5 separate regions of the Mus musculus genome follow, and regions 1, 2, 3 and 4 are each linked to region 5. A link is a loop called in an ENCODE intact Hi-C map of the cell type or tissue named here. Cell type or tissue: heart. All regions are shown on one strand. Each heading gives the region's core, and the rest is flanking DNA. Links, peaks and the distances in the headings are about the cores only.

Region 1 (5,980 bases), core at 403-5,402, 110 kb after region 5:
GTCTGGAAGGCAAGAAGGAGAAACAAAATGTTTTGATTAAAATTAAGTGACCTGGGTTGTTTAATATATCATCTTAATTTTGCATTTGCTAGCAAGATGAACAAGTTGTATGGGAGATGGCATGTTTACATGAAAATATTAAATCTAAGGTGAAGACAAGCAAGGGTTAGCTTTGGAATCTCTGCTGAGTGCCAGGACAGCAGTATGAATATTTGAGAAGAGCACACTCAAATATAGTTAGCAAACCAAAGGAGCTCCAAAAATGTGTAGGAAAATGCTTCCTTTTTCTGAACTGTATGTAGAACAAAGTTTGGGTCTTTGTAGGGCAAATACACTTTCATTCTCTAGTTTGCCTTTGCAGGAGTATCTGTTTCCAGATTTTGGTGTCTTAGAAGTTACCCAGCTCTCCTCCCTTTCTCTCTCTCTCTCTCTCTCTCTCTCTCTCTCTCTCTCTCTCTCTCTCTCTCTCTCTCTCTCTCTCTCTCCATCTCTCTCTCCCTCTCTCCTTCCCTCCCTCCCTCTCTCTCCCTCCCCCTCTCTCTCCCCCTCACTCTCTCTCTCCCTCTCTCTCCTCCTCCTTCTTCTCCTCCTCCTCCTCCTTCTTCTTCTCCTTTTACACACTGATTTCTTACTGTTTTGCTACTATGTGAAGCAGGCTGGACTTGAACTCATGGTGATCTTCCTATTTGTCTTTTCTTAGTGTTAGTAGCATTCCAGGAACTTGCAATATGTACACCCAGCTATTTATTTTTCACAGTGTCCTGCTTACCTCACTCTTTTCCACTTTAAAAATGCTCCATTTTTCCATCATAAGCTTTATCATATTAATTACACCAATTTACACTCCTAGTCTAATAACTCCAACATCTCTGTCCATCCTGAACCTATCTGTGGCTCTTGCACTGTCTTTTTACCTATGTTCTCTTGTCTTTTTGACTGCCTTGTAACTTTGCAATGAGAGCCAACATTATATTTTTGATAAAAAGAAGTGATTCATATAGGCCTTTAACAGAGTTTTATGGTTATCTGGCCAGGAGTCAGATTTTGTGTATTCTAAACAGATCATTTCTTCTATGGTTCTTGCCTCCCATATTCTGTCTTTCACTGGAGAGTCCTCTGGACTGTAAGATTTTTCAGTTTCATTCCCCTCTGATTCTATAGGTACTGCACTCTGCTGTACTGTGCACGGGAGAAGATTTAATCCCATGATTAAATCTTAATCTTTTAACCTAGGGTCCTAGACCTTGACCGCTATAACTACATCCCTGTTTCATTTATTTTTGCCTTCTAGTATGTGTATTACAACACACATATGTAATACACACATGTGTATTACATACACACACACATGCCACTTTACAATTAGGAAGAGGTTTGTCATGATAAAGAGAGAAAAGCAACAGGGATTTACAAATTTGCAATGTGGCTAAGCAGAATGTGGGAAAGATCTTGTAGGACATATATTTTTTTCTTGGGGACATGAATACTGGGATGGATGTATTGAATTTTAGATATGTAGTGGTGTATGGGAAGGGGCCAGTTAAGCCCACTCCTGGCTTAGAGTAAAGCCATCTCTTAGTCTCTCAAAACTTCTCCTACATTTCATTTGCATTTTAAATGGTACACCATAACCTAAAGCTTATTTCTCAACACTAAAGGACGTTTGCTTGGAGTATATGTTCAGCCTCTACAGACCAGGGTACCCTTCTTAGGAGTACAAGCTGTTTGTACTCTCAGCTGGAGGACACTTCTCTATTTAAATAGACCAGGGCTCCATCAAGCCAATGCCCTGCTTCCCTGTTTTTTTGAGGGGCTGGTTTCAGAGAACAGAGAGGTTCAGTGGGACTACCGTTTTGTTTTCCTTGAGTCAAAATCAAGTGTTGGCAACAGCCTTGACCTCAGACAGATCCTTCTCAGCCAGCTTCCATTATCATTCTCAGAAGGATAACTGCAGAGGAGTATAATAGGTTTTCACATATTGTGAGAGAGAAGAAGTAAATGCAGAGGACTCATGCTGAGTGTAAGTATTATGACCAGAGTGATAGAGCTTATATGGGAGAGTGTGCAGAGTAGGGAGGGCATGCCAAAGGGGCTCCATCTCTTATTCTCTAGATGTGAGTAAAGGTGAAGCCCACTGGCACATGTGTGACACACACACATGCACACGCACATTTGCAGTATGTTATTGGCTCTCTGGAGAAGCTGGTTTGGAGGATTTAAAGAGAATTATAGAAGGATATGGCTTTTAATATGTTTTTGTCAGCCCTGAGGATTGAACTTACAGCCTTCTACATGCTAAGCAAGCAAGCTTTCTACTGTAATGCCTCAAGCCCAGGGGCACAATATATTTTTAAAAGGTTCAATCCCCACTCCACACCAATAAAAAGCCTTTCCTTGATGAAGAATACAGAACTAAGAAAGATTTGAATCTACCAGAAAAAGGAAATATCAACGAGAGGTATTAAATATTTTGAATCATTATTAATATTTTGCAGGCTCTGCGCTAAGTGTTTCACAAGCAGTATTTTATACTGACATCACCACAATCTTATTTTAATGGACAAAAAGGAATTGTCATTCCAAGAAGTATGGCTAGGGTTTGAACCTAGATCTCACTTTGGCACCTGAATTCTTAATGACTCAACTGATGAGCACAGACTAACCTTAGTGATTACCACTTGTGACCAGGTCCTTTATCTCCACTCCAAAGAGGAAAGAACATTGTCAATGGGCTATGTCTTGAGAAATGAGTCTCAAAAAGAGATTCAAAGTCTTACCTGCAATGCTAGGTTCTGGGAAAGGGCAGAGCAGTTAGGAGTGGCTACAGTTCATAGACATATTTACCTAAGAGTCTGGGTCAACTCAGCCTTCAGTTGTGAAGCCATTTCCCCAGACTTTACAAAGCCACACCATGAGCCAATTCCTCTGTCTCTAAAAAAAGACCTGTCAGTAGATGATAGATGCTTAAATAAGACAGATACATGTTCCACTCTTTGATTTTACCCCAGCAACATTTCTGGTTCAGTGGAAGAATAAGAATAGGAATACGAGGAGGAGGAAGAAGAGGAGGGGGGAAGAGAAGGGGGAGGAGGGGTAGTGAGGATGGTGGTAGAGAACAAGGGGGAGGAGGAAGAGGAGGAGGCAGACAAATCACTAATCAGAAGTACAATAGAGACCCCAACTGAGTCTTAGGAAACACACCTGCTCCAAAAATTGAAAAACCTGATTTAAAAAAAAAAAACAGTTTACCCTAAAAGAAAAACACTGTCAGTCTACCCAAATTTAAGTTCAGGTCATTTTCAGAGGGCAAGGAACTGTCATCATATTTTTACTATTATTACTGAATCTTGAGGAATAAAAACAGTTTTGAAAAAAGTATGTGTCTGTAAGCATGTGTGTGAATGTTGATACATGCTTGCTTGCTACAGTATACATATGGAGATCAGAGTACGAAGTTTGGAAATTAGTTCTCCCCTTCCACTTTGCTTTGGGGCCAGGTCTCACTTGTTCATTTAGGTCTCATTCTAGGCGAGGTGGCCCATGAAAGCTAAGTCAGCCTCCCATCTTGCTGCATGGGGACTGGAATTACAGATGCATGCTAACGTATTTCACTTTCTGTATGTGATTTGGGATCCAACTCAAGTTAACAGGTTGATGTGGCTCGTGCTTTTACACTGAATCATCTCCCTGGCCCCGTTTAGCAATTCTAAGACTACTTATGGTATGCTGCCTGGAACACAATTTTCATTATCAGCAAATCAACGATAAGGTAAAGAGGAGGAAAGGGGAACCCAAAAAGGTTCCTCAGAAGCTACTATGCCCTACTACCCTTAGGATGCTATCTGAGTGACTCAGTCTCTGCTTTCAATCAGGGAACACTAGTGATAAGCTTTTGAAGGGCTTGGAATGTTTCCTTCTGATAGCTGGCAGTGTTCAACCCCGCTGCACCCTATTCACAACCCTACCAGCATCAAGATCACTCAAAGCTGAAGGTCATAGAGTCAGTAGCTCACATCTCAAATTTTAATTTAGTTTGTTTAACCTTGAACCAGAAACACAGTCATCCATCACAGCTGTTCCAATTAAGCTAGCATAAATGAAGGCTAAATAACAAAATCAGAACATGGGCATTAAAACACGTCCACAGATCATATCTGGTACTTTGTGTTTGTAACCTCTACCCCAGGATGTCCTGTGCAAAGGAGTGCTTGTTCAATTTGCTTTACTCGCCTAAAACAGAAAGCTGAGGCTCTATTTGTCAGGTCTAGCTCGCTCTTTGAAAATCATCCAAGCACAGAAGTTTTAAGCAACTTAGTCAAAAACACACAGCTCTTGACCTGTTCTGTCTCAGAGCCAGGTCTGTCTGACTTTTTTCACCAATGGTGTACAGAGTCTGGCCACAGCTAGCATCTTTAACAATACCTGGGAGTTCTAAGTCAAGGTCTCAGTACTCTCTCAGACACACAGAGTCAGAAGTTCTGAGAATGGAGTCAGCCACTTGTATTCTCACTTATATAGTTAAGTTGTTCCTGAGGTACACTGAATTCTTGTACACAATAGCCCAAAGTCTGAGCATTCACCTAAGACAGCTGGACAAGTCCACTTTATTTTGAAATCAAAGCAAGGTGTTTTTTAAGTGACTATGTTTGGGTTGGGGCATGACAAAGAACTTCTACCAGTTGGTGAGTAAGAGGTAGGAGATACATAACTGTGTGCCATGAGTCACAGTAAAAACAAAATAACCTTTTCCCTTGTCAAGATCCACCATTAAAAACTAAGAGAAATAGAAGGCACCCATATTCTAAGGGACAAAATGACTAAAGAGTAGGTCATTTTCTATCTTAATAATTTTCTGTGTTATCAGTAATGTTCCTTGTTCATGAATTCACCTACTGCTATCCTCTTTAAAGTGACCTCAGAAACAATGCAAACATATGATTCATCAGTGAAATTACACACACACACACACACACACACACACACACACACACACACACACCTGTTCACCTGTTCTATAATCTGTGAAAGCTGAGTCGTTGGTTTTCTGCCCGACTCTTTGTTGCCTTATTGATTTGGGAACTTTGCCTTTTGTTTACAGTTCTTGTTGCCTACCACAGATATGTGCTGAGTTTGACAGGAGGACAGGTGGGATATTCTGCTGTATCTTTTAGACCTCCCCAAGTGGATTATTTACATAAACTGCTGAACCAAGGCTTGGTTCTTCCAGCTGATCATGTTGTACTAGCTTGTAAGAGAGGATTTGTTCAGAAAGGTAATTGAAACTAGCCTTTATTACATTTCTACAATTATATTTGCTTATGCTTTACTAATCACATAGAAAACAATATATTATTAACAATTTAAAAAACAACGACAAAAATGTCTGCTTCAAATATAAGGAATAAACATTCTTTTGTAGGGAAATAATATTTTTGCAGCTGACTAGAATTAAGAATTTTCTAACACTAAACATTATTGTGGCCAATCACAGTGTCAGAAACAAAAATAAAGATTTTAATCCAAGCCAGACTCACATATATATATTTCTAAAAATTTATAATACAGAATTAATAAGTTAAGATAAATGACAAATTCTTTGCCTCGAATATAAATACCAAATTAGTGATTGGCATAGAGAACATGGAAGATACGAGATATGAGCAGATAATTACATTTTGGAAGCCATTAGAGATTCTTAACTTATATTTTAATATTCTGTTCATATACAGCTAAGAGCAAAAGAGAAAACCAGCCAAGGACCAATCCGACATTCTGCAGGAGAAACGTCATCCAGGGTCGTTGTGTCTGAACATGAGTCATTTCAGGAAGCTAAAAAAAGAACAAGAAACCAGAATAAGATCCAGATATATTCAACTGCCGAGAAAAGCTTTGTGGGAAAGCACAAGCAATTCTGTTATTCAGAACTTAATACCCTTCAATGTTCCCCAAATAGTTACCCAATGTTTAGTTCCTATTCTTG
Region 2 (5,980 bases), core at 698-5,697, 59 kb before region 5:
ATGTATGGTAGAGCTGCCCTGGTAGATTTGGGAAGGTAGAAAAGATCATGTGCTCAGTAATTTCAGAGTAATTTATTATCTAAATAGAAAACAAAATTAGATTCCTCTTTCATAGCTCAAAAAAAAAAAAAAGCAAATAATTCAGAAAGCTTTACAAGTAAATTTAGAAGAATGTTTTTATGCCTTTCTATTATTAGGGAACATTTTCTTGCAAGCTGAGAAATGAAAAAGACAGTAGAGGAAAAAAGTTAAAGTTGATAACATTACAATTTAAACTCATACTCAGAAACAGAGTAGCACAAGGTTTGAAGCACAGACAAGGGTTCCTGTGAACAAAACCCACAAAAAAGTATAAAAACAAGTTATAAAAACAGAAGGTGGCTGGGTGTTGGTGGTATATGGTTTTAATCCCAGGACTCAGAGGCAGGGGCAGAAGAATTTGTGTGAGTTCTAGGCCAGCCAGCTCGTTCTATGGAATACGTGCCAGAATAGCCAGAGATACACAGAGAAACCCTGTCTCAAAACAAACAAAAACAATGAAAAAACAAAAAAACCTAAAACAACAAAAAACAGAAGCGAGTTAATCAAACAAAACAATGAAATTCTGGGCTTGGGAGAAGCCTTGGTAAATGGCTTAATCATTAAGTGCTTGCTGCATAATCATTAGCACTTGAATGGATCTGCCCCAGCACCCAGAAAATAAAGCCTCCTTGGTAGTGTGCTCTGAAGGCACAGTGGTGGGAGCCAGGGGTGGAGACACATGGATCCCTCAAGCACATTGAGCAGACAGCTTAGTGAGAAAACCTGCTTCAAACAAAGTAGACAACAGTCCAGGAAGGTACCCTATGCTGATGTCTGACTCCATGTGCAGATTCACACATGTGTACACTGCACATGTGCACAGACCCACATGAACAGGAACACATACTGACCTCTCCAAATCTGTTTGACAACAGAGGACCAAGAGCTCATGTTCTGCTGTCTGGAGTGTAAAGATGCGACACGTATTTGGAAAACAATTTGACACAATCTAATAATTTAAAGCATGCATGCTCTAACAACTCAGCCATTGCACTCAAGGTTATGCCTGAAGCAGAGCTTCCTGTTGGGCAATAAAGGCAAAGGAACTCCAGATGTGACCAAGCGACCCATCTATTCATCCATTTGGGCTTGCATTGTTGGAAGATAAACAGTCTGCTAAAATAACATGTTAAACATATGCAAGAACTCAGGAAAGTTGACAAAGCAGGATCTAGAGAGATTCAGGAGGATATGAAAGAATTCCTGGTAAAGAAAGAAGGAAAGGAAGGAAGGGGGAGGGCGGGAAGAAAGGAGGAAAGAAAGGTAGCAGGAAGGGAAGGAAGATCCGATGTATTTTAATCCCAGTGATAAGAAACGTAACTAACACGCGAGTCATAACTCATACATCCTGATTCCAGTGCTACAGATGCCTCTTCATTTAATGTTCACAACTCTGTAAACACGAGTCTTTACCTCAGTAATGCCCATTTGTACACAAGGGTGCAGCAAGTGGCAAAGACTGAACAATTTGTCCAGAGGTGTGTGGAAGAGATGGCAGATCAATGATCTCACCCACATGCTCTGAGTCTGAAAATTATACCGCTTATCAACTCTAGTGTTCTACTTTACATACTATGCTTAAAAATGTATACTTCACTGGTAGAACACCTGCTAACATTTCTGAAAACCCTAGGTTTGGTCCCTTAGTACTGGTTATAAGTATACGTATGAGTGTTTGTGTATGTATGTAAACATTTGTGTGTATGTGTATGCATATGTTTGTATTATAATTATTTTATTACATTTCAGCTATTTTAAGAGCACATAATTGTTCTCATCTAGATGAAGATGAGATATTGAGTCAGGAGAGAAAGGAATGGTTACTTTTAAATTTTGGAGACTTAATAACAGCATATTGGTCTTACTATACTTGATGCTAACAACAAATCTGGGAAGGAAAGTTGTTGACTATACTGAATTCTCAAACAAGGAAACTGCACGTAAGAAGTGGAACAACCAAGTTTACATGCAACAGCAGAGCCAACACACAACCTGAGCATTTCTGTAACACTCAAGTCCAGATTTATAACTACATATGACTCTTGTTATTGCCTGTAGACATTTACATCCAACAAGAACCCCTGCAAATTCCTACGTTCTATGTGGAAAACATCTTCATATTTGTTTAAGGTGATCATACTGGTGGTGTACAAGTAACAGTATTAGTCAGTATACATGAGGTTGACTCCCATGATGCAAACTTTATAAGTGTGCCTCCCTACCCTCCCTCTCCCCTCTCTCCCTTTCTCCTTTCTTACCTCCCCCTTTCTCTCTCTTTCCATTAAACACAGAATGGCTTAAAACTGAATGCAGTCCCAAACTGGGGTATATTTCACTACAATCTAAAAGCCTGATGCTTGCCCACTAGGTCCCATCCCTGTCCAGATCCCAGTTGGAACCACAGGAATGTAGCATACAGTAGGAGAGCCAATCTGCTTTTAAGCTGAGGGCTATGATGGCCTCTCTTCACAGAGGGGAATCTTTCTCCAATTTTAGCAAAACTCTCCTAAGAAATGAGTTTTGACTCTGACAGCATAAGAAAAATGGCTTGTTTTCCTGTTCATTTCTCATTCCAGACAGACTGAAGAGCTTCTAACCCTCTGTCCATAACAAAACAGTAGCCTCCCATTTGCATATCAAACTAGTTTAGTATTTAAAACGTATTATATTTACTTATTTACATGTCTGTGTATATGTGTGGAGGTCAGAGGACAACTTCAAAACTGGTTGTTCTCCTTCCACTGTATGGATCCCAGGGACTAAACTCAGGTTGTCAGGCTTGGTGGTAGAGGTGAAACATGCAATGGCTCTAAGTAGTTTAGTATTTGAAACTTTAAAAAAAGGTCTGCTTCTCATCCCCTGCCCAGTGCTGTATCCTGAGCAAGGACTTTTTCTGAGCTAGAGACTTATCCCCAAACGAAAGTCATATAAACATTTTTCTTCAGATTATATATTGTGAACCTTGTTACATTTACCAAAGTAATAGTCAGCTTAGAAAGAGATCGAGATTATGTTGCCCTTTAAAAATCTGTTTGAACTATTGCTATAACTTAGTGCTTAACATGTGTGAGCTCCTGGATCCCACTTACACACAGGCATATACACACACACAAACATGCACACACCATGAACAACATCGTTGCCCTAATTAAAGAACAATAAGTTCAAAATATAACATCTGGGCACACTGTATATAAATAAAAGACAGCTAATACACTCAGTTCTTTTTAACCAAGGAAAGTACAAATACTTCAAAGTCAGCAGACACAACATGTTTACTTCATGGCTTCCATCATAGTCTGTGTAGTAAGTTCAAAAGTGATGCTAATGTAGGTATGAGCTTATGAAACCACCAAGCTGATGAAAAGCAAGCAAGCCATCTGGAAAAGCACATGCCTACTCCTATTTCCAGCTATAAAGTCTGAACACAGGCAGAGTTAAGAAAAGACTTTTCTAGAAAACTGAAAAAAAAAAACACATATACATTAAGATAGAAAGCTCCCAACGAAACACACCCATCAACCTAAGACCATCACTAATCCTTCAAAAGTTTGGCCTTGCCATAAAACAGTTTCTTTCCAGAGCATACAATGATGACAAATTAAGCCACATTTTTTGTGCCTTTGAGGAAGAGTGATTTGCTAGGCAGTTCTTCCCGGACATGGAAATAAGATGCACATTTCCATTTTCCTTCGGGTGAGGTCAGCTCCAGCCCATGGAAGGGAAAGAGCCCCATGGCACATCTAGTGGGCCAGCAGCTGATCCAGAACACATTTGATTAGCTTGGCGTTGCATACTTTAGTTACATTGAAACATGTACATTTTCCAGTTGAGATACAATGATTTCACAGTCATCTAAGGAAACAGTAGTTTCATAGCATGAAATTTTACTGGGCATTCAAGACAACCCCTGGTTCCTACATGAGTGTTCACTTGCCAAGCTGACAATTCTTTAGAATTACTTTGAGCTTGGGTTCTTTCTTTCAAAACAGTATTGCTTGTGTCTCTAAAATGGTAAAAGTTGCTTTTCCAGTAGCTGCGACAACTAGAGATTTACTTTGGGCTTTCTTCATACTGAGATTTAACCTATCAAAATTTCACAAATGGAGTGACCAAACAATGAAGAATGAGTCATGGCATCAGAGCCCTGATCACTGTCTCGAGACGACTGCTTTGAAGTTATCCATAAGACAGGCACCTTCCTTCCTGAGACAGGCTTGTGTTACGCTGTACTTTTTACAGTGCTTCTCATGAGAAAGATGCACCTCCTATTTACATCATTTTTTAAATTCATGGCTTTAAAATGAACCTCAGCCTTTCACAAAACTAGCACACACAGCAAACACACACAACTGCATGATGTCATCTGACATCAAAATGATTTGTTTGCTCTCTTCTTTTGCCAATACAATAAATTCTTCCTAATAATGATTCTTTTTTAATTTGTAAGCTATTTTTAACAGATAAAATTTGTACATGTTTATAATATGCAGCATAATGTACTAAATAATAACACCATTCTCCTTTTTATATGTATATATGAGTGATTTATTCCTGCTTGCATGTGTGTTGGCACACATGTGAGTTCATGTGTGCACCTTTGTATATGCAGAGGCTCAGGTTGGTATCAGGAATCTTCTTCATTGTTCTGCTCCTTCACTGAACCCAGAGCTCATCAATACAGGCAGTCTAGCTGAACCCAGAGCTCATCGATACAGGCAGTCTAGCTAGCCAGCTTACTCCAGGATCTCCTGTCTTTGATTATTTGGACACTAGAAGTACAGGTGAACTGAAATACTCTCCTGGCTTTTACTTGAGTTCTGGAGATCTAAACACATTACCCATTAAGCCATCTTTCCAATCTCAATAATATTTTATATAACAAATGAAGCTAAACTTTCCACTGTGTCTAATCTGCCGAATAATAGCCTAATCTGCTATTGTTCATTATAATGAGCACAGTAAATATCTTACAAAAAAAAACAGTAATAACCCCTCAAGAGGTAAAGGGATTGGTACAGATAATTTTGAAGATTTATAGCACTGTTTACATTATTGACTTGAGTGTCACATGCTTTCTAAATGTATCTCAAACATTAATCCTTGGTAGCATGAGTATGCTTGGTAGTACTCTAGAATACAGTGTTTATTAAGATGTGCTATCTCCTGTTCAAATGCATATTTTAAACTTTGAATCATAAGTGTATGTTATTGGTTCTTATGACACCTGCCAATAAGTCTAGCATTTCACACAGTGAGCACCTCTTCACTCCAGGAAGTGCACCTTTCAGAGTTCATAGGAGAATCTGCATATTCCCCTGCAATTGAAGGGCAATGGGTGTTACAGCCCATGTCTAATTTCTCCATTTCCTTACACATGCCTGAGGGCAAGAGAAAAACTTACTTGAGCAGCAGGGGAAAAAAGAAGGCAGAATAACTTGGGGAAAAGAGAGAAGAGTGGAACTATGAGTGTGACTGTTTCTGTCTGCTAAAACTTTCAGGCTGAACAATGGGGAGGTTAACAGGAAACTGGCTTTTCTCTTTGCAGAAGTAGCATGGGATCAATACTCATAGATGGAAGATAAATATTCATAGATGGAAGAGGCCAGCAGGGTCTGAGAATCAATTGTTCCTTTCCTTAGAGCTCATCTCAAGATGGATGATGACCAACCCAGAAGACAGTCAAAGATGTCTCCAGACCAAGAAATTTACATTAAATCTTGTCTCCTTGATTTCTTATCTAAATCACAGCACTGGAAGAGTTAGATTGTGGGCATTGGGCTCTACAGAGACAGGCTGGTTTCCAGTCAAGCTGAGGTCTGAACCCCGATGGTGATAATTCACCTTCATGACATGGTAGGCATTCCCTTATGCTCCTGGAACTCTGGCTCCTCCCTAA
Region 3 (5,980 bases), core at 320-5,319, 74 kb before region 5:
TGTATGTATGCATGTATGCATGCTACACACTCACATAAACAATACACACACACAAAATAATTTTATAAATGCAAACTTAAAGAATCTATAATTTTCCTATTTCAAGCATACGAAACTAGATTCTATGATGATCAATAGATCAGGAAAAACAAATCTTTCATTAGACATAATGAATAGACTGTTGACTGAATTAATTAGTCAAAATGACACATCGCCACACTGTGTAACTGAAATAGCTTCAGATTTCAGTAAGATAAATTTTTACAAAGGATTTGCATTTGGTATAGATTAGTCAAACTAGAAGTATTTCTATTAAATAGATACTATAGTTAGACCATAGTGGCCTTCCTTGGACTATAGTTAGCAAAGTGTTGGTATAGACCATTCATTGAAATTCAATTCTCTTGCAGACCTTTAGGGTGTCCTGAAAACCATAACATAAAGAAGGAAATGAAGCAGACGTGACTCAGTATATGGAAGACAAACATATCTCAAAACTGTTCCCACTATGGAGAGACCATAGAGCAGTGGTTCTCAACTTGTGGGTTATGACCACCATAAGGTCTCATATCAGATATCCTGCATATCTGGCATTACAATTCATAACAGTAGCAATATTATAGTTATGAAATAGCAACTAAGTAATTTTATGGGTGGGGGTCACCACAACATGAGGAACTGTATTAAAGGGTCAGAGCACTAGGGAGGTTGAGAACCTCTGCCATAGAGGGTTGTACAAAGAAAAGGGGTTCCTGGGGACAAGGAAAGTTTTAGGTATGAACTGGCTTTGGTTCCCTTTCTTGCCTCATCCCCTTCACTCTCAGATACAGCCACACTGCCTCCTTGACAAACACACGAAGCATCCTTCTCCATGGCTTAAATATGAAATGTTCTCCTTTGGTTTTAAGCTTGTGAAGTTACTTTTGCAGGTTCTGGAGACAAGAAGAGGTATGACTTCCCAGGAGGAAGTAGGTACAGGGAATACATCCTCAGGTGCCTTAGCTTATCCTGAGGTCCCTCTGTTACTGTGTCCTGACTGCTATAAGGTAAAGAATTTCTTCTGCCACACACGCTTGCTGCCTTGATTTTCTAACATCCAAGTACATGGGCTCAAGAAGCATGGTTGGAACCCTCTAAAGGGTCCATGCTATTTCTGTCAGGTATCTTGGCCACTAAGATACAAACCTAAAAGGAACTAAACTCCACTCACTCTTTGGCCTCTGCAATGACTATTCCCCCTGCTTGGAAGGTTTGCTTGACTTATCATTCACATCAAGTTGTTCTCAAATATTGTTCTCTTAGTGAGAATCCTATTGACTTCCCAACTAAATCTATGGCCTTGTAACCTGGTCCCTATTTTCTTACTTTTGATAATGCTGGTAAACTCTGGACACATTGGAACTATTAACTTCATGATACATGATATTTACACCTTCTAAATAAAGCATGCACCCATGGATAAAGGAAACTTTCTTGGCTGTTCAAAACAGGGTAATAAGAAAGATACATTGACCCGTGCTTTTCCACATGCCTGTGTGGTAGAGTCTCTTGAGCAAATGTCTGTTCAGTGTTTGTATGAAGAAATGAATTGATATGGACATTCCATTTGCAGTTCAGGAAGGATCTTTGGTCTACCTCTGGGCAGCTGTACACTTGGGCTTAATAAGTGGATTATATAAATGTATTGACAGCACATCCACTCCAATTTGGCTGACTCTGCATTGTATGTGGCTCTATTACCCAGGCAGAAATCAATAATCCATAGTGTCTGCATCTACTTGCTTACAATGAACAATTCACAGAGATCTCTATCTGTTTTGGAATTCGGAGAGTTTAAGGCATGGTTGAGTTTCACAGAATAGATTTCTTTAAATTGCATGTGGGGGTGTGGGAGAAAAGCATAGTTCTAGAAAATGGCTCTCTAGCTTTTGTTGTCCTCCCCCAATAGCTACAATCAATAAATTAGCTTTTGTTATTGGTAACCATTGTCTATTTTTAAACCACAGAGATAGAGGCATTCTAGAGATAGAGAACTGTGTTGCTGCCATCTCTAACTAGCACAGGTGGCCAGAATTGCAATAAAAGGGAATGCCCACTAAGAAAAATTAGCACTTATGTTTGTTATACTTAAAACAGAGGGAACTAAAGGTCCATGGAAGTTCTCCCTCTATAAGACTGTGGCACCCAGATGTACACACTGAAGCACTCACAGGAGAACTTTAGACTAACAAGCAAGAACTGTAGAATGACAGTACATAGGGACCCCAGAGGTACCTAAGCTCACACTTCAGTTCTATGGATATCAAGAATTGACCTATGAAACTTTAAGTAGATGGCTCAGTGTATAAGAGCACTTGCTATGCAATCTGAGTTTGAATCCCCAGCATCTCAACAAGGCAGAACAAAAAGCTAAGCATGACTGCAGTTGCCTGCTACTCCAGTATTACAGGATAAGAGCGGGTGAATCCTAAGAGCTTGCTGGTCAGCTAGCCTAAGTAAAATAGCAATGAGAGAATCTGGTTTAAGGCAATGAAGTGGAGAGCGATAGACACTCAAGTGATTTACTCTGACTTCTACATGTGTGTCCATGAATGTACGTCTGCACCCTCACATTCATGTACCACCCTCCCCCCCCACACACATGTATGCATGCACACACGCACACATGTACACATATACATACACACCACCACCAACTGATCTAAATAAGAAAAAATAAGAGCTCAAAGTTGTCTCCAATATTAGACTAAATCCCCAAACGCAGGCCGCTTTCAAGTACAGCCTTGAGACTCTGCAGTTGAGGCTTAGGTTGCAGGGGAAATTTACAGGCACCTGGAAAGGGTTTTATTGTTTCTCAAGCATTGGATTCATCAGTTGGTACAAAAATGATACATAGTCCTGACATTTCAAGCATTAGAAAAAGTTGTCTTAGAAAAGTACAGTCAGTACTTTACATATAACAGTAAAGGCTTTTGGTGAGTTTCATTTTGATTTTTTAAGATCTTTCTGATCACTTCTAATTCAAAACAATTGTCTGTGTCACAATGTATTTAGAGAAAATGTTGGGGCTTAGCTTGGGCCCCCTTTTTTAATGGAAAGTAGCTTTATGCTCACTTAATATTCTTTGCAAATCTCTAGATTCATCCCAGAAATGCCTAGTTCTCAGGGGGCCTTTGAGCTCTGAACTTGCTGGCGCTGGGCCAGAACATAAGCAAAATGTCTGGCCACCCTGCAGCTCTGCAGAACAGTTATAAAAATATGGAATAAACCAGGTTCCCTGACTTAGATGAATGTGATATGCTTCAAAAATCGTCAAAGTCAGACCCTGGGAGAAGTAGTCCAAGTTGGTTGGTAGGCTGCTCCTGAATTCATGACCTTCATTCAGAGTCGCTGCTATCTCAGGAAGAAACACTAGATGTCGCTGCTCCTGTGAAATGCCACATCTCAAATCTAGGTGTGGGCATGGAGGTACGATCTTTTACCAACCTGTCTTCATTTTTAACACTGAAGACTTAGCACGTCACAAACAATAGGCCCAAAGAGTTCCCACTAGTTCTTCTATCAAAACTAAATCCCTTTAGGCAAGACCCAGTACTGCAGTTTTAGTTATTAGTGTGAAATCCTACTTTTTCTTTAATCCAATCAGGCAGGTTATCCTCCCAGTAGATGAGACATGGGACATCAGGCACAATACACAAGCATGACAATATCACTTTTTGTCATATCAAAGTCCTTTCTCATTGTGCCATTAGAAGCTACAGTTCTGTGCTCTCACCCTCATCCACTTTCCTGGACTCTCACCATGATTTGACAGCTATTTAGTTGCAGGATAACTCAGCGGGCTGGTGGTGAGTGATCTTAACTGGAATTTTCTGTGTTGGACAGCTGTTACGTATTTGTTTTATCAGCCCTGGCAAGATAGTAAATGGCTACTGCAGTAAGGGCTTTTAATTTTAATTTAGTCCAGGCAGGAACACTTGCTTCATTCTAGGGTATCCTGAAAGTATTGTGTGGGTGCCTTTCAGCATTTCCTCTGCCCTTCAAAGGGGGATTCACCACACAGCACACATTTACAGCAGGAAAATGTAAAAGAAACATGTTTCAGGGTTAAAATTTAGAAAGTAAACCAATCATGTTATGAATCACTTTTATATGTTCATGAGCATCCACGCTCCAAACAATAAATAGCATGACATGACAAGGGTAATTTTAAACATTCTATATGTACTTATTATTTTTTTAATCACACAAGCAATGCCAGGTATGGGTTCTGTCCCATGGAGTGTGCCTTAAGTCAAATCAGATTTGTCAATCTAAATATTTCCACAAGCTTTGTGTCATTGTGTGTGTGTGTGTGTGTGTGCCAGGATATGTAGCAGGCAGGACAGCATTGTAAATGGTAAATGATTTGGGGCTGGGTTGGTGTTTACATTTTTCCTTTGATATTGTGCAGAGTACCTTCCTGTACAAAAGACACTAATATGTAGTATAATGACTTTATGTAGGCACCAGCTCAAGTTCTCCAAGTACAAGGAGCCATATAGGTGTTGTCTTCAGCAGTGGGGCCTTGCTATCAGCTTATGGAGAGCAACCTACAGTCTTGGAAGGAGCCTGTGTTATTTGGGGATTCCCATGGGTTTCCTTTCACCAACAACCCAATTAGTGTAACCTAAGCCCACTTAGAAGATTCATTTCATGACAAGAGATGTCCAGGTTGGGATCCGTCCCCTGAATTATCAGGAGATTTCACCTATATTCCCTTCATATATCTACATATTTTATAAAGTGTCTACTATAATAGGTTTCCATTTTACCCCTCAAATGGTTTTTAGTTTTAGATGTCTCTCTCCATAGTCTCTCCCTTATCCTTTTCTTCCCTCCCTGGCCCCACATGATCTTCCCATTCCAGTATCCCCACCCCCATCCACTCTTAACTTCTATTTCCCTTCCGTAGGGAGAGCTGTCTGTCTCCCCTCTCCCATGTCTTACTATATAGAGTTGAACCTCTGTGGTTCTATTACAGCTTGCTTATCTTTGAGGTCATAGCTATCATCCATATATAATCAAATACATTCCATTTTTGTCTTTCTGGATCTGGGTTATTTCACTCAGGATGATTTTTTTTTCTAGTTTCATCCAATTACTGGCAAATTTCATTTTTTAACAGCTGAGTAATATTCAATTATGTAAATGTGCCATATTTTCTTTATCTTTTCTTCTGTTGAGGGACTTAGGTGGTTTCCAGTTTCTGGTTATGTTGAATAGCCAGGAATGAGCATGACTGAGCAAGTGTCTCTCGTAGGATGAAGTGTTCCTTGGTATATACCCAAGAGTAGTATATATAGAAAGAGAGCAATTACCGTCTTCCCAAGGAACTGCCACCCTGATTTCCACAGTAGCTATACAAGTTTGTACTCTCACCAGCCATGAATAAGTATCCCCTTTATCTACTCCACATCCTGACCAGCATGAGCTGCCATGTACTTTATTGATCTTTGCCATTCTGATGGGTATAAGCTGCAATCTCAAAGTAGTTTTGATTTCCATTTCCCTCATGGCTTAGAATGTTGAACATTGTTAAGTGTTTCTCAGTCATTTGCATTTCTTGTTTAGATTTGTATCACATTTTAAATTGGGTTACTTATTTCTTTGATATTTGTTTTTTAAGTTCTTTTTATATTTTGGATATTAGCCCACTGTTAAATATGTAATTGGAAAAAAAATCTCTTCCCATTCTGTAGGCTGCCACTCTGTTTAAATAATGGTGTCATTTGTCATCCAGAAGCTTTTTAGTTTCATGAGGTCCCATGTATTCATTGTCGATCTTAGTGTCTGTGCTAATAGTGTTCTGTTCACAAAGTCTTCTGCAGTGCCAGTGAGTTCAAGGCTATTCCCTGTTTTTTTCTTCTATCAGGTTCAGGATATCTGGTTTTATGTTGAGGTTTTTTATGCATTTGGACTTGAGTTTTAAGTGGACTGA
Region 4 (5,980 bases), core at 443-5,442, 49 kb before region 5:
ATGGAGCAATGAGTCTACTCCAGGTATGAACTAAATCCTTAATCTAGATACCCTGTGAAATTTTCCAATATCACAGCACAGCACAAACCAGTATAGCATAATATAGTGGGCTGCATATTGTTAGGTCCATTGGTACTGTCAAAGACATGAAAGTCTAAAGGAGAGGTAACTTGAAGTCAGTGGTAGAGGTGACTTGAACCCAGGTCTCTCTGAGTCTCTAAGCTTAACACTTTTACCACCATAACCTTTGTTGCCTATGTTGTTTACAAGATGAAAAGATGGAGAGATGGATGCCCAGAGAGAAAAGTACACATATGCATCCATAGGAAAGCAACTCCAAGTGAGGTCTCTTTAGCCAGAGGATGCTTGGCTTCTATACCAGTCGGGATGATCTTTACGGTTACTCTTACACAAGAACAAGTCACTATATCTTAGCCAGGCTACATCATGTTGTCTTCCAACTTCACCTTTATTGTGTTGCCAGACTAAGTTTTTTACTAGCTCCTTTCATCTACCCAAGCTCACTTTGTCTTCTCTTTCAGAGATCCAGAGCAACAAGCTACTACCTCCAAAACAGAAAGTAATCTAACAGTGAACTGTTGAGTAGTGTGTGGCTGAAAGAGCCTTTTAACGAAATAGCATTTAAAACACATTTATTTTCAACTCTATGTGTAGAAGGGTTTTGTCTGCATGTGTGTCTGTGAACCATGTGTGTGCCTGGTGCCTGAGGACAGAAGAGGGCATTGGATACCTTAGGACTGGAGCTAAAGACAGTCATAGCTGCCATGTCATCTCTCCAGCCCACAAAGAACATTTTAATCACTCTTTTCAGCTGTGTAATACAAGATTCTGTCACTTGTTAAAGAAATGTTGAGAATCAAAAGCATATGCAAAGATAGAGATCTTGAAATTCCTCCTCTTTTGCACGCATGCATGTGCGCGCACGCGCGCGCGCGCGTGTGTGTGTGTGTGTGTGTGTGTGTGTGTGTGTGTTGCTGGGGTTTTGTGGAGACATTTGAAAAAACATGATACTAGCAAGTAAGGAGGACCATATAGATAAACCGCCTAGACTAGTGGTTAAGTACAAAGCAACAGAACAGTAACTCTCCTGGTGGGCCACCAAAGTCTGTTCATTCCATAGCTGGTGACCAAGCTCAACTCACTGCACATCTGGCAGTTTTGTCCTACAGAAGCTAAGTGCTTATCCCCTTGCATAGAGCCAGCATGTAGGTCAGGGAGGGAATCTGATACAGGAATCACAGATGTCCTGCAAAACCCAGTGAGGATGCTCCAGGTGGCTTTTGCCTTAGGAATTAGGATATGAGGAGACAGTTTCCAGATGTTACTAACCCACTGCCCCATCTGCCTTGTGTATGCTTTAATATGACTTCATTTACAAAACTAGACAGTGAGTACATTTGTTTTGTGGGCTAGCTTGCCTATCTTTGTCTCTTATCTGGTTTATTTATCTATTCTTGTTTTCTTTATGTATCCTTTGAAAATATTATACATGTAAACAATGTATTTTGGTCATACACCCCTAAGCCCAGTCTCTAACCTCTCCTAGGCTGCAAATACCTCCCTCCCAACATCTTATCATCTCCTTTCTTTTTTATTTTCCATTTATCATTGATTTATCTTTTAAACAGTCCATATCTCAGATTATAGAAACAACCAGGAACTGTCACTGGAAATTATGAAATAAAAATAATTGCAAAAATTGTGAATTCAATAGTTTTAAGTGTTTTTTTAATCATATATAACACTAGCAAATTTTTCAGTTAAGTTAAAAAATATTATTAAGGAAAGTAATAGAACAAGCTAACCTGAATAGAGACAATACTGTACAACCAAAATAGCACTGAAAACATTCCTAATGAAAACAAGCCAAGCAAACAAAAAACAAAACAAAACAACAAAAACAACCCAAAGGGCTTGTTTTTTAGGATTTTAAATTTTGTTTTGTTTTACCCTAAAGCATTTTGCTCTTTTATGTGTCATTCCAAGCAAACTTCAAACTTCCCTCTTTTATTAATGGAATGAGGCATATTCAAATTTCAATCAAGTTACACGTCTTCAAGATTGTAACAAGCGTACCTTTGAAAGTCAGCAGCATGTAGTAGGTAGAACTTGGATCAAGGAGGTTGTGAGTTCTTGGGAAAGACATCTTGCCCTGACTCTGCCCTTTATCTCTTTGCTTCCCTTTGCCAAAGGTGAGCCACTGAACACCATGTGCTACCTGCTGTGGTGTCCACCCATGCCATGGGCTCACAGCAATGGCACTGGCCTACCATGGATTGGAAACAGAAACCATAGCCAATGTAATAAACTTTTCCCCCTGGAAGCTGATCTCTTCCCCCCCTCCCCCCCAAGGTATTTTGTCACAGCAATGGATGCTGGTCAATAGCAGTATATAGCTTGTCTCTTTATTAGGACATACACACTGAAGGGAGGGACTGTTGTAATTCATTGTTGTGATGTCCAGGATCTTGAACAGTTTTGGGGTTGTAGAATTTCCCAGCAAGTATGGACAGGCCTCAAGCAGGAGCATCCATTAGCAGAGATATAAAAGAAGGTTTGGCTCGGGCTAGAAGTAGTAGTACTGATAGCCAGCCCTTCCTTGCCAAACAGAACCCCAAAATGTATTCAGGCTTCCCATCATGTTCTGTAAGAGACCCTACTTTACATGACTATATTTTTATGTCTCAGTGGAATTCCATCTCTGTGTCTTTTGTCTGGAACACAAGTCTAGCTGGATCTGTTTGAACATTGTTTGTTTTCTGACCTGGAGAATGAATCTGGACCAGTCAAGTGACCCAGCTCATATTAATGAAACACAAAGAGAACAGGTTTCTAGAAACATCCAGGCAGAGAATCTTCTTTAAGTAGACTTTAGATGTCGTTGCTGAATCTGAGAATCTGGATTCCCATCAGCCAGAGGGAGACAGAGCCAGGAGAATGACAAGGAGGGCTGCTGGATCCTTTGCTGGGAGCGTGTCTCACAGTCTGCTTCATCTCTGGACTAGCATTTCTGTCAGCTAATAAAATCCCCGTTGCTTATGCCAGCTTGAGCTGGTCTTTCTGTTCCATGCAGGCAAAAGCATTCCTACTGATATACCTTAAGCATGAACTAAGAATAAAAGTCTGGAGTGGGTTATGAGCATAGGCAGAGCATGAATTTGGGAAGGAAGGGATTTGCTTATTCAGTAAACATTTACTGAGTGATCCCAGGTGCCAGGTGCACATGCTCATGATGAAAGCACAAAAGGAGCAACATGCCACAGGCTGATCAGTAACGAGCCCTGGTCCTGACAACCATCAACTGAGGTCATGACTCTCTACTGCCTATAAGACCAAGGGATCACATAGTACCCTGAGGGATAAAAAATGAAGGAGGAGTGGGATGAGGGAGACAGAAAGAGGCAGAGAAGAGAAGCAAGGGAGGGAAAAAGGAGGGGGAGAAATGTTCCATGAAGCAACCTAATAACACAGCAAGAAACACTTAAGATAGGATAGAATCAATAGACTCTACTAAAATAATCAGAAAGACAGAATATTGGTCATTTAAATATTGTTTGAAGGATGAGTATTATAAAGCCTTTCCTAAACAATTCTAGAAGCAAAGAAGGGCACGCATATTAAAGATATTGTATTATAGTGTCCTCCTTAGAAGGCAGACCAATTTACTTTAGATACCAGGGGCAACAAATGACAGCTGGACAGCAAAGACTTGCTTTAATAAAGCAATGTCCCACAGATGCCCAAATATTTTGTTGTTCTTGTATTTGGCCTGTGCAACTACACAGCTTCGTATAGGAGGGGAAGGAAATCCTGGGACCACTTTGAAACACACAATTTACAAATGGTTGGCTACACACAATTTCTGAGTCCCTCTGTTACATCCGTACAAAAGGATGGGTTTGCTAATAGCATTCTCTTGATAGGTAATACTAAGGGTCCAATAAGATAAGGTATACAAAGTATATGCAAAAACCACTGCTGGAACTGAGTAAGGGTTAAGCTCTACCCAGATCAGCTACTAATCGGATTGTAAATAAGAGGAGATAGAAATAAGAGAGGTTTGAAAAGCCCTTGGAGAGGTACAGATTAAAATTTACTTTTAAGAATGCAGATATAATATCGTATTCACAGACACAAAGGGTAGATGCTCAGGGTAAATACAGGCTCACAGAAGTCCACAGAATAGCAGGGACTTCTGAGTTCTTTTGGATCATCAGATTAGGATGAAACTTGCCAGTCTCAGCTTTGACTGCCACACGGAGAAGGTGGGTAGCACAGCTTCTCACCAAGGGTAGGGGTCACACTAAGAAGGAGCCCCCTCTGCCCATCACAGTCCATGCAGATTCCAGTCTTGTAACACTGGCTTGAAGGACTGCTGTGTGTCCTACTGGCCAGGAGCCAGCAGCTCATAATCCACACTCTTTTGATGAGTGGAATGCAGTTATGAGGCATTCACTAAGGGCTGAGACACAGTCTGTAACCACAGAACATAGTCAATTTAGCTCTCCTCCCTGCTCCCTACCCTGAACTTGAACCAGAGATCTGGCCTTCCTGGCCCCGCTTTGTAGACTGAAGATATGAATCATCCCAGATCCTCTCTATCAGCCAGGGTGGGTCAACTTGTGCTTGTAAACTTGTCCTGGGGAGCCTTTCCTCAGTTGGAATGAGGGATGGTGCTGGGTGCTTCCGTTTGAAGCCCCAAATCTATTCTGCCCTGTTTACATTGGAACATCTTCTGTGGCATTTAAAGTCTCAAAATATGTAGTTTCATATAAACTTACTAGACGGGCTAACAACTGTTTAATGACTGCCTAAAATAACTGAAGTGAAAAAGAGCAAACTCCCAAAAGTATTCCCGAGACAGTCTTGAACTCTCCTTCAAAATAGCTGGATATTTAAAGAAATGTTTTCATTATTCTCAGCCGTTTTTTTTTTTTTTTTAATTCAAGGGGGAAAAATTAGAGACCATACACATAGCAAGAATGCACTTGAATGCATTTCTTTAAATGCTGAATAAAAGCTAACATTTTTAAACCAGACATTATTTCTGAAACAAACTTTTGACAAATTGGACATCATGACCAGCATCAAGTGATCTAAACTGCTTTTCACTCTACCAAGTAGAGCTGCTAAAACCATAATTGTGGGTGCTTCATTTGACAAAATACAAACAGCATAGAACCATCGAAGACCTGCTGAGACACTATCCACACCTGACAGACATTAGGCAAGAAATATTTCATCTGGATGCCACTAATTTTACAAAATATATTCTACCTTCCTATGGCTTGCATCACAAAGAAGAGATATGAGATAAGTCCAAATGTCCCTCTAGCAAGAGGCTCATAGGCTCCTTAAGTATGTGTAAAATTCAGTTTGGAAATTGGAAAAACTTTACAGTATCGTTAACATAACTTTTCTCAGGCATTGAAAAAAATCACAGCATCCTCCTCTAGGATTCAGGGAGTGTTGATTTATATGACCCATGGGGTCAAAACACATCATGAAAATAAAGTCCATTTTATGAGACAAGTCACAGGAATAAGTTCAATATTTTCAAGGTTGTCTTGACCAGTCTCCATTATCAAAATCTGAGGTTATAATCACCTATTGGCATGTGTGCTTGGTCACCCAAGTAAAAGAATTTGCTTACACACTTCCACATAATAAGGATAAGAATGATTTAAGGTCATGGTAAAGGTATGATGTGAGGGTCAGCGCTAACACAGTTCCAGATAGTCAGTGGGCAGCATGAAGCTGTTAAAATATTTAGAGAAGTCAGGCTGGTGCCTACCTTGAGCTTTCACTCCTTCATGATACATGAAGGTACTCTGTACGCTACCAACCCAGCTACAACATCTTTAATCCACAATGATGACCTGACTGTAAGATGTGCCAGAGAAATGTTGGCACAGAGCTTGTGCACATAACCAACCAATATCTGATTAGATTTAAGGCT
Region 5 (5,980 bases), core at 276-5,275:
ACTTTGAATAACAAGATTTCAAAAACTTTATTTTTAGCACGAGAATTAAAACTTTACAGAAAAAAAAAAAAAAAAAAAAACAACTGAAGAAACTTCCAGGAGAAGATAGACTTCCATTTCCTTCTTCCCTCAATATTCAAGCCCTTCATCTCTGCACAGCTGAGAGGCCTCTCCGTGCATCTTTTACCCTAGTCTCAGCTGGCAAGCAAGTATCAAGATAAAATCAGGAGCCTAAAACAAACGTGAGCCCTGTTGGGTTCAAATTCCGCTCCTCTGGCAGAACCTGGCCTGGCCGAGAGGGCTCTCCTTAATTACAGGTCTCCACTGGGCTTGGGAGCCAAACTCAGGCTGGCTGAAGCCTACCTGTTTTACCACCACAAAAGAAATGGACTTCTGATTTGTAAGCCCAAGTAGACTATACTTCTCCCCCATTGCTAATCAATGTAAATTGTGCATTCTAAGTTAGAACTGGCAGTTTCCAGTGGTCAATGAAAGTTCAATAAAGAGTCGACAAGAAGGCTTCAGCAGGTAACATCACTAGCTAGGAAGCCTGAAGATCTGAATTCAGTTCCTGAAATCCACATATCTAAAGAGAATCCCTTGGCCTTCTGCAACTTACCCTCTGAACTGGTACCCACAAGCTTTCAGCTTGCACACACATTAGCACACATGTAAATCAGTAGCAGCATGCAAACGTGCACACACACACACACACACACACACACACACACAATGGGTGGGGGGCTCAGCAGAGCTTGAATTATACTACATGGGGTTACCATCGGCACAGTACAGAAATGCTGCTGTCTGTTGCTGTCTACCAGAGCGGCAGCAACATATTTGTGACCTTTTTCGGACCGCCTCACTCCCACCCCTCTACTGCACAGTAAGACCTCGTCCCAGTGTATTTTATGTTATGTATTATTATTCATACAAATATCACAATTTACCATCTGGCAAATATGGACTTGACATGAGCAAGCCAAAGCCATTAAGCAGAGGAGAAATATTCTTCCTGGATTCACCCTAACCTCTTCCCAGCACTCTCCAAGTAGTTCAAGTGTCAGGTTTGAAGGCTTTACCCCAAGAATAAAAGTTGAGGAACTCCTTTCCGCCCAGATCTGGGGGTGTCTGGAATCCCAACTGTACCTGCCAAGGCTTTACGTAAAAGCCACCTTATCACACTCCACGCCTACAACCGACATCTCCTATTTCACAATGAGCAGCAGGACAGAATTTTTCCAGAAACCGCTAATACTCATCAGAGAAAGGAACCCAGGAGCCGCTAGAATGGCATGCCATTTCGGGGTAAACAGAAACAAAAACTTTCTCACCCACAACACTCTGCTCTCTTCTTCCAGCAAAGAAACAAGGGTCCAGGCAAACCCTGGAAAGAGGACAGCTAGCTGAACTGTCTGGGTGGCACAGCGCCCCAGGTGCTGAGGGGGGTTGGGGCTGCTCTCCGGGGAGAAGGCAAGGGGATCCACGCCCACCTTGACCCCTGCATAACACCTCACCTCCCTGCCTAGCTCCCAATAGAGACCACCAGAGGCAGCGGCGGAAACAGCGATGCAGGATGCGGATCCCTTTCCCGCCCGCCCGGACTCACGATCTTGAGCCGGTCCAGTCCACTCGCCTGGTCCATGGCTCTCCATGTGCTTCTCCAGGGCAGGGGCGCGGACAGCCAAGCGGCGTGGCCCGGGAAAAGCCGGGGAGGAGCGGCAGGTCGTCCTCGCCCCTTCCCACTGGCTTTTCAGAAAGCAAAGGGGGCAAAATCAAAAGAAAACAAAACAAAAAAACCCAACCAAACAAACAAACAAAAAAATGGAAGCCGGAGCAGAGCCCGTGGAAGGCGCGCAGGGGCAGGGTCCCCCAGCAGCACCGGGATGGGCGGGAGGAGGTGGCGAAGGAGACCGGAGCAGGAGGGGGAGGCGCGGTTCGCGATGAGGGAGAGGAGGCAGCGGGAGGGACTGAGGTCGGGGCTCTGAGGCTCACAAAGCCAGCAGAAGGCGCGGCGCAGTGGCTACCTGTGCTCCGAGCGCCCCCGCGGGAGCCGCGCTCTCCAGCAGCTCCATCTGGCTCTCCTGCGCCACCGCCGCTACGGGAGGCGACTTGGACGTGTCGCTTTGGACCATCGGCAAAAAGTCGACTCCAAGGCTGCGGGTCCCCTCCTCCACGACCCGGGTCCCCCGCTCCTCTTCGCCCCAGGATCGGAGGCTCTCAGTGCGCGCGACGCCGCTGAAGCATGTTGCAAAGCCTAGACTAGGCGGTGGCGCAGGCACGAGGCTGGGTGGCCGGGGCGAGGGGCGCCAGTTCTTTGGAGCTTCTGGGCCCGCGAGCGGCGGAGGCTGGGACTGCTGGGCGGGCTGGCTCCAGGGAAGGTCCCCGCCAGGAGGAGGGCGCTCCGGGAGCACGAGCCAGGGGGGAGGCGCGTCGGAAAGCGAGAGTGACAAACCACCGCCACTCCGAAAAGTTCTTCGCGGGAGGCGCGGGCCGCGTGGGCTCCGACTCAGCTGCGGCCCGTCGCCGTGGCACTCGCGCTGGAAAGTTTTCGAAGCCACGAAAGCCAGCCAGTCGCAGCTCCCTAGGGAGGTAACTGGCCCAGCTGCTCAGTTCACCTCCTCTTCCTGGAGTCCAGAGGAGGAAAAAGATCCACAGGGTTAGACCCTAAACTGAAACTCTCCATGATTCGAAAAAGGCTACAGACAGACCCCGAACTTCTGCAAAAGCATGAGTGAAAGCACTCGAGGAGTCAGAAAACAAGTGCCAGTGATGAACTAAGACTTCCTCCCACATGGTCCTGACCTGACAATTGGTTCTACTACACCTGTGCCCTAGCTTTTTGGTTTGTGATGGCCTGTTTTGTTTTTGTTGTCTTTGCTAGGAGCTTGTCTTTGCTAGCAGACTATATCGTTCCCGCCCCCAGCGCACCCCCTCCCCGCAGTTGAGAAGTCTTAGTGTAACCGTTGAGACAAAAATAAGCAGGTTTTTAAGGACCCCGAAATTCTTGGTAAGAGGGTAAAACCGGAATAATGGTTCGCTTGTAGTTGGATGGGTGGAGAGGTAGGGAGGAGATGGAGGAGGGGAACCATGATCAGAGTACATTGTGTGAGCTTTCAATTAAAAACAAAGAAACTAAAAGGAGGGGAGGGGAAGAGGGGCACGGGGAGGAGGGGGACGATGAGAAGGAGAAGAAGGAGTGGGGAGGAGGAAGAGGAGGGAGAGGAGGAGGAGGAGGAGGAGGAGGAGGAGGAGGAGGAGGAGGAGGAGAAGGAATTATTTTCCGTTCTAGTATTGCTCATAAGACGCTGCTTTGCTTTGACAACCTTTCTTGCACTGAAAAAAAAATCTACATACAAATTTTCTAGGTAGCACTCACCGAGCAGAAACAAAGTATAACAGTTGTGCAAGCTGAAATACACACAGAGACCTTTTACTAAGGTAAACTTTGTATACTGTGTTTGACTATGATGATGAAATACAGTACCGTGTTCTTCTTAAACTGAGCTGTTTTCATTAAGCAGATGTCTACCATACACTGGATTGAGCCAGAATTTTTTTGTTTTTGTTTTTAAAGGAAGGAAAAAAAAAAAAACAGATCTCGGTATGTTTAAAGATTTAAGCATATACAAAGTGCCGTTGGTTTTCCAAATCTTCAGTCTTATTGCCATTTGGATTACATGTTACTAATGTTAACTAAGACCTAAGTATTAGCTTCCTTTTTTTACCTGGGGGAGGGGGTGACCTCTGACAGGAGCTTGATAAAGCTGTCTCCTGAGCAGCTCTGCCAGTGCCTGACAAATACAGAAGTGGATGCTCACAACCAACCATGGGACAGAGCACAGGGTTCCCAAAGAAGGAGCTAAAGAAAGAACCCAAGGAGCTGAAGGGGTTTGAAGCCCTATAGGAGTAACAACAATATGAACTAACCAGTACCCCCAGAGCTCCTTGGGACTAAACCACCAACCAACGAAAACACATGGTGGGACTCATGGCTCTAGCTGCATATGTAATTGAGGATGGCCTAGTCAGTCATCAATAGGAGGAGAGGCCCTTGGTCCTGTGAAGGTTCTATGCCCCAGTATAGGAGCATGCCAAGGCCAGGAAGCAGAAATGGGTGGGCTGGTGAACAGGGGAAGGGGGGAGGGGATAGGGGATTTTGGGAGGGGAAACTAGGAAAGGGGATAACATTTGTAATGTAAATAATGAAAATATCTAATTTTTTAAAAAAGAAAAAAGTATCAATTTTCTGTAGAGAAAAAAAAAAAGTAAAAAAGCAAGGAGCAGAGAGTTTGTGAGTTTAGGGTATGAGATTCTATTTTTATGACCATGTCAGCCATGGGAGCTTAGGGGTTTGTTAAGTTCATTTATGACAATTAGCAATGCTTTTATAGTTATTCCTGACCATGCCATATATATGTGTGTGAAAACTGGAAAAACACTGTTTTTCTTTGCAATTAAATATATTTACTTCCAATTAAAATCTACCATCAATCATGGTCTGCTGCCAGTATGCTCACTCTCCTGACCCTGTTTCTTTAAGAAAACGTAGCTGTCTTGGGTCTGTAAAGTCTCAGGGACTACATCTACTATACTGGAAACTCTGTATTGTGCGAACCACACTTGTCACTTGGGGTACATTCAGAACCCAGTAATTGTACTCTAAGTTCTTTCAATATGTAATTAATATAAAGTATAAATCAGGAGCCTATTTATGCCTCCAAGTGACCACAGCCTATACAGATCAGGTCACAGGCCCTTTGGGCATACTTAGAAACTAATTTATATGCTTGTTGAATATGAGTGATGAGTTTTAAAGTGTTTGGGTTTGTTTGTTTGTTTGTTTGTTTTATAAAACTATGGGTATCTCAGGTGTGTTAGAAGACATTTGTATTCTGGTTTAATGAGATGTAATGTTTTCCCATGGCATCAGCCTGATATCTTAGAGGATACTTAATTATCTGTCATCCTCTTTCATTATGGCCCTTTGGGAAGTGGAATTTTATCTTTTCATCGGAGACCACAAAATGTTAGACCAACTTTGGAAATAACTTTACAATTAAATGTTCTAATGTCAAAGGGTATATTCATTTCCTATAATTTGTGATACTGAGTCCTTTAAGGTTATATTCCTTTCCAGCACCAGGCAGACGCTGCTTGAAGGCACCAGTTGGAGTCACCATCTTTTATCTTTAGGACTGAGGTCAGTGTTCCATATTTGCTGTGCACTGTGGTTAGAAAACATTTAGTATGTGGATAAATGGATGAATGATGCATGGTCTGTCTTCATGGGTTTTAAAACACTGTGTAAACTCATGATGACAACCGCTTACTTAATCATGAGTCTTGTGAAAACATTATTTCTTCCTCTATAACCCATGCTAATTTAATTAGCATGTATTAGACATGCAGTACAATTTCCCATTCAGACATTTGTCTGGCTTATAAAAGTTATCATATAAAAAGTAGCAAAATATGAGTCTTTTAAACAATGTAAAATCAGGATAAAAACAGAATAAGAAGGTTTAGAAAACGTATTAAATGCTTTCTATATGGCCAATTTCCTTATTCTTCACATACTTGACTTGCTGTAATATTTAAAAGCTGAAAGTGAAAGTGGACAGTTTTGGTAAGTAAAGTCTGAGCCTTTTCACATTAAAAGTTACAGAAATGCAAGAGACTCCTGCAGAACTAGACTTATCATTGGATTGGATGCATTCAAATGACTGATTCCCCTAAGCTGCTGGTTCGTGTTCCTGAGCTCCTTAGTCTTTGAAATGACGCATATTCTGGGCATGCTCTGAAATGAGAAAAGGGTCACTGGTAAGAACTCGGGCTGCCAAGGCAATGAACAGTTTGAAAGGATGTTTCTGTTCTACAATGTGAAAGAATCTACAATGACCTCTCCTTTTCTAACTGAAGGCCTGTGACCCCATTGCAAACCTTGAAGCCATGCTCTTTGGAAAAGAGACTCACCGTG

What was found. A loop is a pair of places that touch in the nucleus more often than their neighbours do. Peaks named below come from ENCODE experiments on the same cell type or tissue, not always from the same donor. Only the 100,000 strongest peaks of a DNase experiment are listed, where the experiment ranks them.
Region 1: a loop joins it to region 5, with 2.6 times the contacts of the local background. A loop is called at or near these places in 4 of 42 quality-filtered maps.
Region 2: it touches region 5 in a loop (2.2-fold over the local background); 15 of 42 quality-filtered maps call a loop at or near these places.
Region 3: a loop joins it to region 5, with 10 times the contacts of the local background. A loop is called at or near these places in 15 of 42 quality-filtered maps.
Region 4: a loop joins it to region 5, with 4 times the contacts of the local background. A loop is called at or near these places in 5 of 42 quality-filtered maps.

Annotation. Positions count from the first base shown.
Region 1 is chr2:14,494,270-14,500,249 of GRCm38, reverse strand. It overlaps Slc39a12 (solute carrier family 39 (zinc transporter), member 12), which reads right to left. Exons shown (of 13, transcript NM_001012305.2): 13 at 5,273-5,829. The coding sequence ends at 5,701. Among named protein-coding and RNA genes, the nearest start is that of Gm13266, 15 kb to the left of the region's middle. In heart, for the core only: no CTCF peak of the experiment used is centred there; no DNase peak of the experiment used is centred there; H3K4me3 peaks cover 649 bases; H3K27ac peaks cover 3,803 bases.
Region 2 is chr2:14,660,158-14,666,137 of GRCm38, reverse strand. The region is part of intron 2 of Cacnb2 (calcium channel, voltage-dependent, beta 2 subunit); the gene reads right to left. Among named protein-coding and RNA genes, the nearest start is that of Gm32741, 59 kb to the right of the region's middle. In heart, for the core only: no CTCF peak of the experiment used is centred there; no DNase peak of the experiment used is centred there.
Region 3 is chr2:14,674,516-14,680,495 of GRCm38, reverse strand. All of the region lies in intron 2 of Cacnb2 (calcium channel, voltage-dependent, beta 2 subunit), which reads right to left. Among named protein-coding and RNA genes, the nearest start is that of Gm32741, 73 kb to the right of the region's middle. In heart, for the core only: a CTCF peak has its summit at 3,394; no DNase peak of the experiment used is centred there.
Region 4 is chr2:14,649,963-14,655,942 of GRCm38, reverse strand. All of the region lies in intron 2 of Cacnb2 (calcium channel, voltage-dependent, beta 2 subunit), which reads right to left. Among named protein-coding and RNA genes, the nearest start is that of Gm32741, 48 kb to the right of the region's middle. In heart, for the core only: a CTCF peak has its summit at 2,925; no DNase peak of the experiment used is centred there.
Region 5 is chr2:14,600,606-14,606,585 of GRCm38, reverse strand. It overlaps Cacnb2 (calcium channel, voltage-dependent, beta 2 subunit), which reads right to left and starts at 2,280. Exons shown (of 14, transcript NM_023116.4): 1 at 2,028-2,280. The coding sequence starts at 2,135. Gm32741 (a long non-coding RNA gene) reads left to right here and starts at 2,001. Exons shown (of 4, transcript XR_374017.4): 1 at 2,001-3,010; 2 at 3,369-3,441; 3 at 5,141-5,203; 4 at 5,663-5,980. In heart, for the core only: CTCF peaks have their summits at 2,097 and 2,337; a DNase peak (open chromatin) is centred at 2,355; H3K4me3 peaks cover 3,643 bases; H3K27ac peaks cover 3,567 bases.